Linked DNA regions of Mus musculus: region 2 is linked to region 1. A link is a contact called in ENCODE POLR2A ChIA-PET data. All regions are on one chromosome and are shown on one strand. The core of a region is the stretch at or near the end of the contact, and the rest is flanking DNA. Distances in the headings are between cores, read along the strand shown. Region 1 holds the start of Miga2 (mitoguardin 2). Region 2 holds the start of Ntmt1 (N-terminal Xaa-Pro-Lys N-methyltransferase 1).

Region 1 (2,700 bases), core at 194-2,693:
TGCGAAATTGTTCCTCTTTACTCTGTACTTACCAGGATCTGTCTGTAGCTGGCCATAGTGACCATTCAGACAGCATCCAGCTCTGTCCTGTTAAAGCCATTTATAATTGCATGTCTTTATTCAGTAACTCACACTGGCTGAAAAGGATCAGTAACTGGAGGCTGGAGAGATGGCTCAATTGGTAAGCCCAGTGTATTGTTCTTGCAGAGAACTAGGGTTCAATTCCCAGCACCCACAGAATTCCTCTCAGTTGTAACTCCAGTTCCAGGCGATCAGAGGTCGCCCTCTTCTGGCCTATATAGGCACTACTTGCACCTTTTACCAAAAAAGTTCACTTTGGCCTTTATTTTTTTCCCCTGATATTCAAATAATAATTATTTACTAATTTAGAATTTGGATGTAGCTGGGCAGAGTTTCACATGCTTGTATATAATTCCAACACTTCGCCGGGCAGTGGTGGTGCACGCCTTTAATCCCAGCTCTTGGGAGGCAGAGGCAGGCAGATTTCTGAGTTCGAGGCCAGTCTGGTCAACAAAGTGAGTTCCAGGACAGCCAGGGCTACACAGAGAAACCCTGTCTCGAAAAAGAAAGAAAGAAAGAGAGAGAGAGAGAGAGAGAGAGAGAGAGAGAGAAACCCAAAAAACCAAACCAACCAACCAAACAAACAAAAAAAACCCCAATAATTCCAGCACTTCAGGCGATTGGAGGCAGGAGGATCAAGAATTCAAGATCAGCGGGCAGTGCGGTGGTGACACCTGGCTTTAATCCCAACAGAGGGCAGGAGTTCCAGGACAGCCTGGGCTACACAAAAAAAAAATCGCCTCAGAAAATAACAAAACAAAACAAAAAAAACCAAAAACCAACCCAACCAACCAAAACCCCAAACCAAACCAAACTAAAAAACAAACATACAAAACCTGCTAGTCTCCAAAGCATAGATCCTTTAGGAACCCTGTCTCAAAAAAAAAAAAAAAAAAAAAAAAAAAAAAAAAAAATCCAAAACCAAGAAACCAAACCAAACCATGCATAAATAAGGGTTGTAGATGTGCGTGTGCGTGCATGCGTGTGTGCCTGTTGGTGTGAGAGTATGTGTAGCGCAGGAGTTTGGTAATCAGGTGTGACATCCCAGTGACAACAACGCTGAGGACCAGCGTGTGGCAGAGACTCTCTAAGCAGCTGCTTCCCAGAAAGCCCCAGGTGTCCACTAACTCCACCGCCTTTTTAGTGTCCGTGTGTCTGTCTAATCCTAGTGACCAATCGGAGGAGAGAAGAGGACATTCCACACTGCAACCACACTTAGGGGGCGGTGCGAAAAGCGAGGGAGGCGGAGTCTGCGTGATCACGTAGCTCACCCCATTGGCCAAGGGCCTCGCCGATGCGGAGCGATATGGAGACGCTCATTGGTCAGAGCTGTGTTGGCCGGCCCGAGGCCACGCCTTCCCCATCCAGCGGCGTGGTTTGGTTGTATTGCCGCCTGGAAAGGAGACGCTGCCCTTCCCCAGCGATGGGATCCCTGGTGAGTGACGGCCACTGCGCGGGCGACCAGATCAGCAGGGCTAGAAGCGAGGCTTGCGGAGCATGGAACCCGGCCCACGCCGGGGTCTGCGATCCAGCCAGCCCGCGAAGGTGTCCAAGGTGGGATGAGTGGATCCCCTGGACCAGGCGGCTCGAGAGGATGCGTGGCTCCGTGGGTGGAACGAGAAAGGAGCTGGGTCAGAGAGGAGACTCCCGGGCCTGGAACGCTGCGAGCATCTAAAAGTATGGTCGCGGGCACCTCCCCCCCCAGGTGTGCCGGCTGTGGGCAGCGCTGTATGTGGACAGCGGTCAAGGATGTCCTAGGGAGGTCGGGGCCAAAGCAGGAAGGTCCCTGCCCAGGCTCCGCAAGGAGCAGATACTGAAGCTTGGAATATTGTTGATGTTCACTGTGGGGTTGCCCAATGCCCGGCTGCGTGGGATCCCACAGAGATGTGCAGGGGTGGGACAAACAGGACATGAGGCAGAGTGAGCTGTAGTACTGCCTGGTTCTGATAACACAGCCAGGTCAAAGTGGGACGAGAGAATGCTCAGGCCAATTAGTAGGGTTGGCTTGCACAAAAGAGGAGGGCCTGGATTGGAAAGCCGGGATATCAGGCCTAAGGTGCCAGGGTGGAGGAGCAGATAACCTACCTGCTCAAGAATGTGGAGCAGGATTGGTGGCCAGCATTAGAATAGAGAGACAGGTAGGATATGATGATGAGCTTGGACCCTTCCTTCCTCTTGGGCACAGACAAGGCTAACTGGACTCACCTGCAAACAGATGCCAGGCCTCCCCTTCCCTCTCTCCTCCTGCCTGGATCCTAGAATAGGCTCACCTCTAATACCAGGTGGCCTTCCCAGACGTTCAAGGCCCTCAGGTTTGATACAAGCAAGCAGCAGGCAATGGCTAGGGTGCTCGGCCCAGCCTCGGTCCTCATCTCTCAAAGCCTCAGTATTCCTATCCTTGCGTGCTCTGAGAAGGACTCCACTGAGGCCTCACAGAGAGCTAGTGCGCTGGCTTGTTGAAATGCTCTGAGAAGTATATCTCCTGCTATTTGATGTCCTTGTCTCTCACTCAGTGCCCTGCCAGGCTGGAGGCACATCATAGCCCACTTAACCTCTAGGCAAAAATGTACCCTGCCCTTGACAGTGTGGCAATTTCTTTAGCCCTTGAACCTCACTCTG
Region 2 (2,835 bases), core at 244-2,743, 440 kb after region 1:
TGTGGTAGTGCATTCTTTCAATCCCAGCATTTCAAAGGCAGGAGGATCACTGTGAGTTTCAGGCCATCCTGGGTTACCTAGCAAGGCACTGATCCAGAAAAGGAAAAAAAAAAAAAAAAGAATAAGTAAAAGCAAAACACAACTTTAAGCACCTACTGTAATGCAGAGCCCAGGAGGCATGACAAGTATGTCTAACAGCCGGTGTGTCAGCCAACAGAGGTGAGCTTAAGGCAAAAATACTTATTATGATAACCTTCATTGCCTGCAAGCCCCACTAGACTCTAGCCTAAACTCGCAAATCCCACAAATTTAACCCTCAGAGTATTGTAGCTGAATCATTACATCCACCAGTTAGAAGAGGCAACTTAGAACTCCGAGGCGGTTAGAGGGGGTTTGCATGCAGCAAGCTCATCTTTCCTTCAAGACCCGGTGCAGATTGTCTGAGTGGATAGGGAAGGGCGGTCCTCAGGAGGGCAAACTTCTAGATTTCTGCTTTATTTGGCCTGGCAATCCTTACCTCTGTCAAAGCCTTTCTTTCCTGTTCTCTTTCCTGGGTTGATATATTATTTTAATATACTAGTGGGCATGGGTGGATTTGAGCAACAATGGCTTTTAATCCTCCTCCCCCCCCCCCCCCGACAGGGTTTCTCTGTATAGCCCTGGCTGTCCTGGAACTCACTTTGTAGACCAGGTTGGCCTCGAAATCCGCCTGCCTCTGCCTCCCGAGTGCTGAGATTAAAGGCGTGCGCCAACAACGCCCGGCTTAATTCTCCTTTTAGGGTGGAAAACTCTCATGATGTTGGTTTTTAAGAATCCAGCCTTGTGGCGCATGGAGGCGCGTGCCTGTAACCCCAGCAACCACGTCGATGATGCAGAAGGATCCTGAAGTTTACGGCCAGAACTCAGTTGGACTCTTGTCTTAAAAGAGCTACACCCTCAAGTGTGTGAGATATCAGCTGTGGATCCTTCATCATGAAGTCCCTGCGCGTAGGCAAAAAACTGGGTTAGGATCCCGAAGGAAAAGGCGATCTGGCCGAAGAATAGGGCGATCAAACCTTGGAGTGCGGCGATCTGGCCAGGGGGCGGGGTGAACTGGCCTCGGGGACAAGCGAGGTAGCGATGGGGAGGGGCGAATTGGCCGTGGGGCGGAACTAGCTGGTCTTGTGTTTGGGCGAGCTGGGCGTGGGGAGGGGCGAGTTAGTCGCGCGGAGAGAAGTTCTGGGCGTGTCGAGTGAGCAGGCCGTGGAGCGGGGTTGGCTGTGGGGGCGTGGAGAGGTGTGAGCAGGCCCTGGAGAGGGCGGAGTTGGCTGTGGGGGAGGGACGATCTGGACGTGAGCTGCCTGTGGGACGCGGCGATCTGGCCCTGGGGAGGGGCTATCTGTCTGTGGAGAGGGATGAGCTAGTCTTGGGGCGGAGTGAACTGGCCTCGGGGCGGAGCGATCTTGAGTCCAGCCCCCTCCAGGCTCGGGGAAGTGACGTGTGCGGACAAAGGCAGAGGCCGCGAGGTGTCTGGTCCGGTAGAGTGGTGGCGGCTGCTGTGGGCTACGGTCTTTGCCAGCCTCCTTCTCAACCCGTCCTTTTCTCTCGGGTCCCTGGAGCCCCGACCCAGGTAAGTATCGCGAGGGACGCGGCCAGGGAGGAGGGAGGTGCTCACCCCAACTGCCTGAAGCGGTGAGGCCCCGTCGTCAAGTGACCTGGGCCTGGCCCTGGCCCACGTGCACGTCCCATGGAGGTTCACCGATCAGACCTGGGCAGGGACTCTGGTGACCACGGATTGGGTTGGAGGAAGCCACGTTGGTGGAGGCTGGCAAGACGTATCTTCACTCGCGCCCGTACATCACTTTCCAGTCCTCAGTTTCCCCTCTGAGATAAGGAAAGCAGCCACTGCAAGGTTGGTGTGTGGAATCGGCGCCGTGCTTGGCTCAAGTCCTCGCAGTTAAGTGCTTGGTTGCACGGGTTGCCATCACGTTTAACTGCCTCCAGCTCTGGCCAACATCGTTACTGTCATGAGCCCTTGAGGCCAAGGTCAGCCTCTCTTCTGCAAGGCTGCCTGCCATCTTTTCCAGATGCTCCAGGCTTTGCTGCTCCACCAACTGTGTGATCATTTTGGTCTTTAATCCTTTTGATAAGGGCCTAGGACAGGTGCTGTAACTGATGACAATGATGTATGGGGTGGGGCACTCAGTGACTGGGGTCTAAGTGAGAAGCCTAAATCCTCTCCTAACTTTTGGTCCTTTCCCAAGTGCTGTTTTAAGGCACATCGTTTCCTTAAGCTGGCTTTCCTGTGTGTGTGCTTGTGTGTGTGTTGGGGGGAGGGGGGATGCTTTCCTGAAGGCCAGAGCCACATAATCAAAAGGTCAGAGTCTGCAGGTGTGTGGTTCTGGGTGTACCCGGAGCTTGTGTTTGCATCTTCTGGACTGACCAAAGGCCACATGATCTCATAGGTGGGCTCCAGCTTTACCAGGGTCTGTGTGATTTGGAGGTTTTAACACGTTTTCCTTACTTGATCTTTTTAACTATGTTTGAACTAGGCAGAGGTGGCACACGCCTCTAATCCCAGCATCCAGGAGGCAGAGGCAGGTGGATCTCTGGGTTTGAGGCCAACCTGGTCTACAGAATGAGTTCTAGGACAGTCAAGGCTACACAGAGAAACCCTATTTCAAAAACCAGACAGAAAGACAGAGAGAAAAATTGTGTTTTAAGATTTTTTTTAAAGATTTATTTATTGCCGGGCAGTGGTGCTGCACACCTTTAATCCCAGCACTTGGGAGGCAGAGGCAGGCGGATTTCTGAGTTCAAGGCCAGCCTGGTCTACAGAGTGAGTTCCAGGACAGC

The links. ChIA-PET counts read pairs that join two places held with the same protein, here RNA polymerase II (POLR2A).
Region 2: POLR2A ChIA-PET joins it to region 1 with 11 read pairs in embryonic stem cell. The contact joins the promoter of Ntmt1 here to the promoter of Miga2 in region 1. POLR2A ChIA-PET finds 5 or more read pairs at or near these places in 2 of 5 experiments (Patski and embryonic stem cell).

The regions. Positions count from the first base shown.
Region 1 is chr2:30,362,790-30,365,489 of GRCm38, forward strand. It overlaps Miga2 (mitoguardin 2), which reads left to right and starts at 1,444. Exons shown (of 16, transcript NM_001242407.1): 1 at 1,444-1,516.
Region 2 is chr2:30,806,475-30,809,309 of GRCm38, forward strand. It overlaps Ntmt1 (N-terminal Xaa-Pro-Lys N-methyltransferase 1), which reads left to right and starts at 1,494. Exons shown (of 4, transcript NM_170592.3): 1 at 1,494-1,609.